3 separate regions of the Homo sapiens genome follow, and all the other regions are linked to region 1. The links are chromatin contacts, found by Hi-C or POLR2A ChIA-PET in ENCODE. All regions are on one chromosome and are shown on one strand. The core of a region is the stretch at or near the end of the contact, and the rest is flanking DNA. Distances in the headings are between cores, read along the strand shown. Region 1 holds the start of FCRL4 (Fc receptor like 4). Region 2 has its middle 26 kb from the start of FCRL3. Region 3 holds the start of CD5L (CD5 molecule like).

Region 1 (3,742 bases), core at 619-3,118:
CACTCAGGAAAAGGATGAAATGGACAACAGGGACTCTTGTAAGTATTTGAGATAAAATATAGTTATTAGGGTATCTAGAGACATAAAGGAGCAAAGAAAATAAGGACTTACCAGATTGTCCACAGACTGGAGCTGAAAGAGAGTAAAGAGCCAGCCATCAGCGTAGGCGAAGAGTCCCGAACTATTCACCCTGAGAGCCCATACACTCATATGCTACTTCCAACCAAGAGGAAGAGAAACACGTTCCATTCCATCCATCCCAGGGAAGCGGGGAAACACAGTGGCCAGACGCTCAGGCTGTGGACTCAGACAGTCTGGTTTGAATTTTAGCTGTATGACCCAGGGCAAACCACATGAACTTTCAAGTCTCAGTTTTCTCATTTGAAAAATGAGGCTCATGAAAGCGACCTCATAGTAATACTGTAATGAGTTAGATCAGTAAGGTTTCAATTAATGGCTGCTGTCATTAATTTTTTAGTATGGGGCTGCTGCTGATTCCTCTTCTCTTGACTCAGAACACTTATTATCATAGCTAATTTGGAACTCAAAATGAGACAGACAGTAGAGGGTAGTAGTTAAAAGCCTAGTTTCCAAAGTTAGATTATGGGTTCGAATCCTGACTCTGCCACTGTACTAGCTGCATAAACCTCAGGGACAAGACCAACATCTTTGTGCCTTCATTTCCTCATTTGTAAATGGGAGTTATAAAAGTTCCACCTGATCAAATGTTAGAGAATTGGATACATTTATACATGGGGTGCCCTTAGAAAAGTGGGATGTAGCCAGGGCTTAGCACAAATTAACTGACATCCTCACACATTATCCTGTAACTATTTGTGTAATATTTTTCTCATATTGTCGAGTCAGATGTTCTTGCATGTGTACGTTGAGGTTCTATTGAGAATGTCACCTCTTGAGGGCAGAATCTGTGTCCTTCAGGTCTCTGCATCCTCTGTGGTGCCCAGCAGTGTGGCATGCCAAGTATACCCATCCACTCACTCCTTAGTTCCTATCATGTGCCAATCACACTAATAGGTCTTCCCTTAGTTGGGGTCTGGGGATCAGGTGGGAACTAGACAAATACGCTTAATAAATATTTAATGAACAAAAGACTGACTGTTCTTTAATTCCCTAGTTTGAGCAACTAGGAAATCCGTGCCTCATTTGGACAAACACTGACAAGTGGTACAAAAGCAGGAAGAAAAAAATCAAAGGGAAATCATCTTATCTCTTCTCTTCTCATGCTCTTTGCAAACATCAGAACAGGTTTGAACTTAGAATACAGAGAAGGAAATAACTATTCTCAGCAGGTGATCCTTTCTACCTGAGTTCACAATCAGGACTTTATCCTTCACAAATAACTCAGTCCATCTTTTCCTCTGGGTCCTCATGCTCTGTGACGTAGGGACTGAACCTAGCCATAGGTTTCTTTTTGCATAAACAAAATAAGTCCATTTGGGGGTAAAATGATTTTCCATAGGCAATTCATAGCAAAAATAGATGAGAAATACATCTTTGGAAATCAATTATTATCATTTTCCCCTTCTACCAGTAAATCATTATCTTTCCTTTTTGTTCATTTTCTGCTGTTCTAAAATGGGAGTAAAAATCCATGATTGCAGCAGCAGAAAAGAGGGCTTTTGCTCATGGTGAGGCTCAGCTTTGCAGCAAGCAAAGGTCTCCTCCCCATCACTTACCAAAGGCCAGCAAGGACGCCCACAGCAGCATGGAAGCCTGCTCCAGGATTGGAGAAGGAGTTCTGAGGAGACAAGCCAGGTCAGCCCAGATTGCCAAAGCAGCACTTGCCTACACCAGCACCAGCAGTGAGCTCAGTAAGCTTCTTCTCTGCATAAAGCTGATTGAGATAATGAAGTGAAAGGGGGAAGTAGAGGAATCTTTCTGAAAACACCAAACAGCAATGTGGACCAGTGTGAGAGAATCCAGACCACAAAAATCAAAATTTAATAGAATTAAGTACTGCTGTGACATCCTGGGGTGAATCACTTCTCAAGGCTAAAGCTACTCTAGTTTCAGAACTCTCTAGGCTCTGTCTTTCAAGGAAATCACAACCTATTCTCTCTGCTACTAGAGATGAGGTGAGATTGCAGGCCTATTGAAATCCACATAATCTAAGGATGTCCCTGAATATCCCCAGAGATGAAGAATTTCTCATTCAACACAGAAAAGGCCTCCTCTGACCGCTGATACCTCTACTGGAACACCTCCAGCAGGCCGTCTGTAGACCTGATGAAACATCTCAATCACAAGACAACTCTCACCTTGTCTGATATATATGAAAATATCCTGACTCATCAGTCCAGGGGGAAACCACAACTTTTGATCTGAGTAGAAGGCAAGCTGAGGAGTAAATTATAGCCCCATCATGCTCTTCCTAGATAATAGGCCATAACATTTTTACTTAATGTCCTAGAATCCAAAATTTGCTACAGGAATGTCTTGGCAAATATATATTGATTGAAATACATATGCCTGGTATCTGGTGGCAGAGAGAAGAAGTTGTGATTTCCTTGAAAGACAAGAGGCTAGAGAGTTCTGAAAATATGATGGCTTTAGCCTTGAGAAGCGATTCACGTCAGGAAGTCAGAGTGGGTATTTAAATAATTCTATTAAATTTTGATTTTTGCCATTTGGATTCTTTCACACTGGGCAACATGCTGTTTGGTGTTTTGAGAAACACCTAATGCTCTCCCTACCCATAACAAACCTGCACACTCTGCTCATGTATCCCAGAACTTAAAAAAAAAATTAAGAAAAAAATGGAAAAATCCGTAGTGACGTTTTTTGGTACGTATAATATTTTGGTATGTATAACTCTTTAAAACTTTTTTATGCTATTATCTTGTGTATATGTATGTGTATATATATATATATATATATATATATATATATATATATATATAAAATGTTAATGGCAAAAAAAAAGAAACACCATGGTGCTTCAGGTATGGTGCCAGGTGCTGGAAGTACAGTGTTAATCAAGACTTGGAAAGCTTTCATTCTGGTGGAGAAGACAGCAAGTCAACAGGAAATTACATAGAAGTGAATTGTATGTAATTTCTGAGAGTCCACTAAGAGGGAAATCTGACCCAGTTCTGGGGATGCATAAGAGGCTTCCCTGAGGAAGTAACATCCAAGCTGAAAGAATATCATTCTAGGACTGAGAGATGAGCATGCACTAAGATGGAAGGCAGTTATCGTGACCATCACCATCACATCAAGATATCTGTGAATAGATAATAGACATAGGATGGATTAAGAGTGGTCTGTATTTTTCTAATATAATGTTTTTCTATATATCTGTAATAATTTATTTTCTAACTAGGGTTTGTATTGAACATCAACTATATTTTAGACAATGTCCATGGCCTTAGAAGAATAAAAAGGTGAATAAAGTGCATCTCTCTTAAAGACTTTAAAAAAGTCAATGTGGTAAGGGCCAGAGTAGACATAGACACAAGGAACCATAAAGACATAGAGCTGTCAAGGCGGCACATGGGTCCTTTGTCTCCTTGCCGTGTGACCGTGCTGTCATCTTTCAGCTGCCTTCATTTGTCCCAGGAGGAGCAAGGGTATAAAATGGCAGTCAAGAACCTGATCTGCAGAATCCCACACATCTGGATGAAATCTTGACTTCACCTCTTGCTAGTTGGGTGACTCTGGTCAAGTACTTAGCCTCTTTCACACTGGTAAAAAGGAGATAAAAATAATGTCCAGCTGAAGT
Region 2 (3,870 bases), core at 691-3,190, 130 kb after region 1:
CCATGCATGATTGACAGTGATCTCCAAAGTCTTGCTCACCTTCTGGTAAGTGGAGGTGCCAAACACTGTCATTTATATTAGTGTGATGCTGGAATTCATCAGTCTTGAAGCCAACCACAAAAAGTCATTTTAGGTCACCTGGGACTCTTTGATCTCAAAATGTATTTGGTATCCAGCCAGCCAGTCCTTGTAACTCAGCATGAGAGCACCTTGGATGAAAGTCCTGGAGATGTCAAAATCCACGTTGCAGCCCAGGTTGATGTACTCTCACTTGTACCCTGTCTTGATTTTAGCATTTTGCCCCCAGTGTTAGGTGAGGAGGCTGAATCACAGGTCAACTTTAGTCCATGTAAAAAGCTCATCTTCTCCAGTAACTCTGCACCTAATGTCTTGTCAGTGTTCCACTTCTCTGTAAATGTCAGGCCACATTTGATCCATCTGTTCTTGGTTTCCAGACTACCTGTCACTTTGATGGCCTCAGGATTGGCTGAGCCTGAGCTTGTAACATCCAGTCTATTCCCATATTTTGTTTTCAAATGAAGCTTTATTAATCCTAATCTATACCGCTTGGTGAAGACATCCCTGGTACATTTGTCAAGATCAGTGTACATGGGAGGGACAGCCATATTCTGCTCAGTGGCAGCCACAGGAGGCTCAACAGGGTAAGGGGGTGGATTTTCCTATGCTGCTTTGAAGGTCATTCTATTCTTGTTTCTGGTGGTAATTACTCACTTACTAAGATGAATAACAACATTCATTTACATGTCTTCAAAACAACTTCCTCCCCACTCTTCTATCACATTATCATTCTTGAGTTTAAATAATAGAATTTTATTTTACTTCTTCTTTCCATGTGTGTTTCTCATGGTTTAAAGAACAAAATTTTATTATTTTATTTATTCAAACTCATTTTCCCTATCTTGTGGCCTATTTCTGCATTTATTTTTCATCTTGCTGTAGCACTTCCTCTAAAAGTGTTTTTAGTGGTTTGCATGTGTGTGTGTGTGTGTGTGTGTGCATGTTCGTGTGTGTCTTAAGATTTTGAGGGCTGTAATACCAAAGAAAAAATCTTCATTCACCCTCGCAATTAAATAAAAGTCTAGATGGATATAAAATAACAAGTTTGCCTTTTTTCTTTGAACACTTTGAAAACATTTTCCATTGACTTCTTACATTTAATGTTATTGTTAAGAAGTCTTAGGCTATTCTCATTCCTGTGACTTATAGATAATGCTTTATGTTCTTTAGTATTTCAAAATTTTTCCTTGTTCATTGATATTCCCAAATTTTACTTTAATATTTAGGTTTTTAAAATCAATTCAGTTAGCAAATTATGATACTTTTCATTGTGAAATCTTTAGTCTTTCTCTGATTTTGTAAAATTTGGGGTTATTATTTTTTCCATAAGTTTTCTTCTCTTATTTGTACCTGTATGCAGTACATGAATCATACAGATACTGACACTTCCTATGCCATCATTCATATTTCTTAACTTGTATACTCTCCTTCTCTGTACCTCTTCTTGGTATTTTTAGGAGAGTTTTTCCTGGCCTTCCAGCTCACTATGTTTTTTTCTTTAGTATTATTCTGTATGCTAATCAATTCATCTGTCAGGTACTTATTTTGACAATTATAATTTTCATATTTATTATCTCTTGTTGGCTGTTATTTAACTTGTCATGAATTGGTGTGTTGAGAGAGTGTTGAGGATTAGTCTCGGGCAGAAAACCTCTAGAGCTCTAGCTGGACACAGTCATTCCCTAGTTGCCCACCCCACTGTGTATGGTGGTGAGACAGGAATTCTTGGGAGCAGTACATTTGTGCCTATTGCTATCTGCTTCCCACAGTGGCTGGGTTCTAATACCATCCTAGTAATTACTCCACTACCACTGGTTGGTAGAATAATTGCCCTGCTGGAATAGGAAATGAGCAGCTTGGAAAGATCTGGGGGAGAGAAAAGATCTCATTCAGAAAGCATTCTCTTACCTCTAATTTGCCTCTTCCTCTCTAAGCAGCTTCTGCTTCCCTGTGTTTGTTTCCTCATGTATTTATGACAATTTTACAGGTTTTTTGATAGGCAAAAGTTTGTCTCTTGTTTATTTGGTATTTCCAAGGTACAGTTTAATAGTAAGAGCCTGAAGCCATCTTGTCAACAAATGTAAGTTTGTTAATGCAAAAAAAGTGCAAGTAAAACAAAATAAATCTGTGGGCTGAAACAGGATTAGATGGCTTTTTTACTTTCATTTTTATTTTATTTTATTTTATTTCATTTTTTGAGATGGAGTCTCGCTCTGTCGCTGCAAGCTCTGCCTCCCCGGGTTTATGCCATTCTCCTGCCTCAGCCTCCAGAGTAGCTGGGACTACAGGCACCCCCCACCACACCTGGCTAATTTTTTTGTATTTTTAGTAGAGACGGGGTTTCACCGTGTTAGCCAAGATGGTCTTGATCTCCTGACCTCGTGATCTGCCTGCCGCGGCCTCCCAAAGTGCTGGGATTACAGGCTTGAGCCACCGCGCCCGGCCGATTAGAGGGCTTTAAAAGACCAGACAGTGTCTGCCCAACCAGAAAAACTGTGTATTTTCAGAGCAGGTGTATGTGAAAGCAGAACAATCAGGGCCTGAGGAAACCACCGAGCATTTGCATATCTGAGGGTTCTCAACCTCACATGTCTGAGACAGCATCTATATGCCTCCTGAGCTGGTCAGAAGGACAGTGTTACTGAAAATCTATGAGAAAGGACCAGCAGGGAAACATAGCAAATTGTCCACTGAATGAAGCTGCAAGCGAGAGAAGAATGAAAAGTGAGCACAGAGCAGTACATCATCTTTTTTCACTCTGTAATTCTGAGGGTTTTTTGGCACCCGTCCATACCCTACTTCCCTGCTTTTTTTCAAATTCCTTCTCCCATATTTAATATATCCCCAAAAGCCACACCTTTCCCAACAACACTATAACCCATGCTTTATTTTATGCTCACAAGGAACTTTCCAACATATGCCTTGCCCATTACCAAGAGCTCTTCATTTTTCACATGTTCAGCATCTCCAGTATTTATTACTTTCACTGCAGCTTCCACATCTTCAGGGCACTAGTATAATTTAAGACATAGAGTCTCAGGTTACAAAGTCAATGGCATAAATTCGTAGCACTGCTGTACACCAACAACAACCAAGCTGAGAATCAAATAAAAAATGGAATCCCTTTTATAATAGCTGTAAAAACAAACAAACAACAACAATAACAACAAACCCTAGTAATATACTTAACCAAGGAGGTGGAAGATTTCTGCAAGGAGAACTACAAAATACTACTGAAAGAAATCATAGATGGCACATATAGATGGAAACACATCCCATGCTCATGGATTGGAAGAATGGTTATTTTCACAATTTTGTGATTGCCCAAAGTCACCTACAGATTTCATGCAAATTATATCAAAATACCATCACCATTTTTCACAGACTTAAAAAAAATCTTAAAATTCATATGGAACAACAACAAAAAAAGCCCAAATAGCCGAAGCAATCCTAAGCAAAAAGAACAAACCTGGAGGTATTACAAGACTTGAATTTATACTACAAGGCTATAGTTACTAAAACAGCATGGGCACTGGTATAAAAGTAGGCATATCGTAACCAATGGAACAGAACAGAAAATCCAGAAATAAAGCCAAATGCTTACAACGAACTGATGTTCAACAAAACATACAAAAACATAAATTGGAGAGAGGACACCCTATTTAATAAATGGTGCTGGGAAAACTGGCTAGCCACGTGTAGAAGAATAAAACTGGATCCCTATCTCTCATCTCATACAAAAATCAACTTAGGATGAGTCAAAGACTTAATCTAAGACCTGAAACCATAAAA
Region 3 (4,287 bases), core at 1,626-4,125, 240 kb after region 1:
CAGCCTATGCTCTGCTGGTCAAGCTATGTGCTGCAAGCAACAATGCATTTCTAATTCAAACAAAGACACCATTAAGCCTGGCAGGGGGACCTGGATATGCTGGAAACCAACAGGAAGAAACCAAAAGGAAGTTCATTTTTCAGGTATGCCCATAAGGCAGTGAAGTGCATTCTAGACCTGAAATGAACCCAGCTCTTACTTGGATGCTGGCCAAGTGGCCACAGAAACCAAGTGGGGAGAGGTACCCCCTGCCAGGATAAACCACCCAAACCCTTCTAAATTCTGGAGGTGGAAATCTGCCCACACAAGACTGAGTGGGTGAGGTAGGAAGCCAGAAAGGAAGTCTGCTGGGCCTGTTTTGAACAAGTCTTTCTCTGTGGCTCAAGAAGCTTCAAAATTTTCCCTCTCCTAAGCTTGAGGCCTCCCTCTCAGAAACCCCCAAAAATCTTACCTAGGAATCCAGGTCTGGTGCAAATGGCTGGGGAAGAAAGAAGGAAATGAGTGAGGTCAATTTCCAAGGCTTTATTCAAAGAACACAACTCTAGAAGGCCTTCACAGAACTGTGTGAGACAAGAGTGGTAGATGCAGAGCCTCCAATGTCAGTCCTGTTGGGACCTTCTTCTTCTGGGATGACCATCCTCCAAGGACACAGGGACACTGGCTAGGAATCACAGAGACCAATTCCACCACAGCTAACTGGTTCAGCCTGCTTTCTTCACACGTGATGGTGGATAGATTGGTTTTCTATTCTAGTCAATTAGATTGATTGGTTGTTACTGCCTGAAGAAAAGTGTGGTGATACAGCCTCTTGGCTCAACAGGAAAGAGTGCTGGAGGCCACTGGGAAGATGCACTGGCCGGTGGAGGTAAAGATGCCATGGTGGGCAGAGCAGAAATTAGGGCAAAGGGGCAGGATATGCCTGTGTTCATCGGCACAGCATTTAGACCAGGTAAGCAAACTCTTACTGTAAGAGGCCAGACAGTAATATTTTCAGTTTTGTGGGCCATACAGTGTCTGTTGCAACCACTCAGCTCTGCCATTGTAGCCTGAGAACAGCCACATATATGTATGCAAGTGAGGACGGCTATGTTCCATTAAACCTTTATTAGACACTGAAATTTAAATTTTTTGTCATTTTCATGTGTCATAAAATAGTATTTCTCTTTTGCTTTTTTCCTACCATTTAAAAATACAAACCTCATTATCAGCTTGCAGGCTGTTTTAGCTGATTTAGATGAATAGCTCAGGAAGTAGCTCTATATGTAGTTCCAAACCTCCAGATTCCAGCACCAGCCTGTCTTTAAAACATGGGGGTTTCTTCCTGCAGGATCTCTGTATATTTGGACTCCTTTCTCCATAAGGTCCCTCCTAATGCTGTAGAGAGTCCTGGGCCCTGTAACCTCCAGGAGTCCCTGAGGCCTATGCATTTTCAACTGCAAAACACCCACCACCCCCATCTTATAGGATTTTTCAGAAGGTGCAAATATCTTTGGACCTCCAGCCTACAGTTTTTCAGGCAGATTCAAGTAGTTCAGTGGTTTATCCTGGAATATTTTCTTTTCTTGGTTTCCAAATAACCTCTCATTACCCTCATTCCCTTAATCTTCAGAATGTGGCCACTCTCAGGCTCAATGAGGCCTTTTCTGCAACTATCCAAAACTCAAGGTTATATTATACATATGGGAATCATTGCATAACCCCAACCCAACATGTGTACATGTGAAGGAAAGTGAGCATGGCAAGCCTGATATGCAGGTGCAAACGTGATATAGCCAGTAAGTGACTTGGAAGCTCTGCAGTAGGGTGGGTAACTGCAGAAGGCACAGGCCAGAAAGGCTTCATGAAGCAGGTGGAAGTGCACATGAGCCTGGAAGACCCAGTAGTATATCCATGAGGGGCAGGACTAGCCGTTGAGTGATGTGGGGGATGCATGGATGTTTAAGATGTGGTCAGTACCTTACATTGAACACAAAAGTGTCCAGTTGAGAGGATTGTGTGGGCTTTGGTGATGTACTAGATCATCAAGACATAAAAGTGGATGTGATTGATTAGCATAGGGATTTACCAGGCATTGTTAGATGCTTTATATTAGTTATCTTATAAAAAAAAATACTCCTAAAAACCTCTGAGGAACATAATATTATCCTCACTTCATAGATGAGAGAGCAAAATTTCAGAGAGGTATGGTAACCTACGAATTCACACCGCTAAGAAATCAAAACGGCAGGATTGAAATCCAGGTCTCCTTGGCTCCACAATCACCAGATTAACTAGGTTAATCTCTAGATTACTCTAAGCAATGAGAAACTGAAGAAAACTAGAAAAACATTATATGAAACACTTTTCAGAGGAAACCAGACAATATGATCAATGAAAGGTGATTGTCTTGCAGTTCTACTTCCTTTCCTGGCTCTACTTGCTGCTGCCCGGTGCCCATTCATTTGTCTTCTTACTAATAGTACATTTAGGAACACTTATGTAAAAAGAGAAATGGGATAAACTATCATGACTCTGTCATTACAAATATAAGAAAATAGAAAAAAATCTGTTAAAGTGAATTACAAATGTGTATGGATTAAGCGGCTTTTTAAGGATTAGAATAGTTACCAAATGTAAAAAGGAGGAAGAAGCTCATCCTTGAAAAACATCTAAATCTGTTCCAGGTTGGCGGGGAGAAAGTTCTCCTAATCAAAGTGCCAGAAAACTCTGAAGCCTAAACCAACAGGTGCAGAGATACTCACCAAGGATCAAGGAGAATAGCAGAGCCATGACCAAGGCAGGTGAAGGTGATGAGCTGAAATTTAAGGCTAGAAGGAGGTCCCCAAGCAGCAATATTTAGTTTTAGCTGCAAGTATGTTAAGAGGAGGGACAAAGACAGGTCCTGAGTGCAGGCAAAGCATTATCAGATGATCAGAAACCAATAGACTCGGGGGGCAGAGCTGACAGAGCTGGACTTGCTGAAATCAGCATGTTCCAGAGGAAAGGAGGTGGCCAGAACTGGCGGAAAAATGCTGAAAACAAAATAGAAACAGGCTATCATGACTTGGTTCTGCTGTAAGTCCAGCTCCGTCTGTCTCTCCTACAGCCCCTTTGCTATGTAAACAGAGGAAACACCTCCCACAAGGAAAGGCAGGTGCCAAAAATATGGCCATCTCTCAGTAGAAGACAAGGCAGTACTTAGTCGCCAAGGATGGTTTGCAAGGGAAATAAGCCAATTTTGATTCCTTTACCCCAGAGGGAAGTGCCTAGAAAATTTGGAAGCCAGAGGCCATGGGATAAATGCAGAGTTGCCCTTGGAGGCATATCCCATAAAACATAATCCAGGGTCATGGTGCCAATCTCCACATACAGGCCTGGCTTTATTGTCTTCAAACCTGCTTTCTCACTGCTAAGCAGAGGGTCCAATATACAGATTTGTTATTTTTCTATGCTTGTGCTGGTGTATGCCCATCTTTGGAAGCTGGATGGAAACAGATCCCTGAGGTGAGGGGCATCATAATCATTGAACTCAAGTTGTCTGTAGGTCTAAGACATGATGGACAGAGATTAAGCAGTAAGACCCTCTCAGGCCCCTCTGCTTTGCTATATTATTAAGTATAGCTATGCTTCATGAGCTATTCTACTCCAGATTGATCAAGCAATCAATTTTGTATGCTGACATAATCTCTGCATTCCAAGCAGGGTAATTGTTCCTCTACAGTAATAATTTTTGCTTCTTTGTAATATTCAGGTAACTCAGCAGAAAGCTTGGTTCATTGTAGGCATTCATTTTTAATCCCACATTTCTTCATTTACTTAGTATTGTATTCAATGAAAAGTTTTTAGCACTCATGAATGCCAGGCAATGTGATGGGTGGAGGCAGTACATGAAGGAACAAGGGATAGTTTTGCACTGTAAAAATATATGGTCTAGTAATTGCAATAACATGTGGAAACCACTGTTAAGAGAGAAAAGTATAACAAACTTTGGAGGCCAGGCGAGGTGGCTCATATCTGTAATCCCAGCACTTTGGGAGGCCGAACTGGGAGGATAGCTTGAGCCCAGGAGTTTGAGGCTGCAGTGAACTATGATCAGGCCACTGAACCTCAGCCTGAGTGACAGAGTGAGATCACATCTCTAAAATAAGAAAAAGAAATGAAACCTTGGAGGAAATGGTTACTATGTTTGGAGCTAATCAGAGAAGACTTCACAGCAATGATGATACTTGAGCAGGGGTTTAGGATGAGTTAAGTGGAGAATCAGAATAGGAAAAGATTTTGCTATGCATATGCAGACAAGTGAAACAG

What was found. A loop is a pair of places that touch in the nucleus more often than their neighbours do. ChIA-PET counts read pairs that join two places held with the same protein, here RNA polymerase II (POLR2A). Pooled maps may share reads with other maps.
Region 2: a loop to region 1 is called in a map with no recorded cell type, with 6 times the contacts of the local background. The contact joins the enhancer-like site here to the promoter of FCRL4 in region 1. A Hi-C loop is called at or near these places in 15 of 37 single-sample maps with no recorded cell type and 6 of 50 pooled maps. POLR2A ChIA-PET finds 5 or more read pairs at or near these places in 3 of 52 experiments (OCI-LY7, activated B cell and activated T-cell).
Region 3: a loop to region 1 is called in a pooled map, with 2.4 times the contacts of the local background. The contact joins the promoter of CD5L here to the promoter of FCRL4 in region 1. A Hi-C loop is called at or near these places in 2 of 168 maps with a recorded cell type or tissue (Caco-2 and OCI-LY7), 7 of 37 single-sample maps with no recorded cell type and 7 of 50 pooled maps.

The regions. Positions count from the first base shown.
Region 1 is chr1:157,596,217-157,599,958 of GRCh38, forward strand. FCRL4 (Fc receptor like 4) reads right to left here and starts at 1,869. Exons shown (of 12, transcript NM_031282.3): 1 at 1,698-1,869; 2 at 112-132. The coding sequence starts at 1,728.
Region 2 is chr1:157,724,396-157,728,265 of GRCh38, forward strand. It overlaps the pseudogene VDAC1P9. Among named protein-coding and RNA genes, the nearest start is that of FCRL3, 26 kb to the left of the region's middle. Within about 2 kb of position 1,941, at least 5 of the 41 ENCODE cell types and tissues checked have a DNase peak (open chromatin) inside an H3K27ac peak, as active enhancers do; they include OCI-LY7, where a contact is called at or near this core.
Region 3 is chr1:157,838,933-157,843,219 of GRCh38, forward strand. CD5L (CD5 molecule like) reads right to left here and starts at 2,876. Exons shown (of 6, transcript NM_005894.3): 1 at 2,742-2,876; 2 at 452-478. The coding sequence starts at 2,769.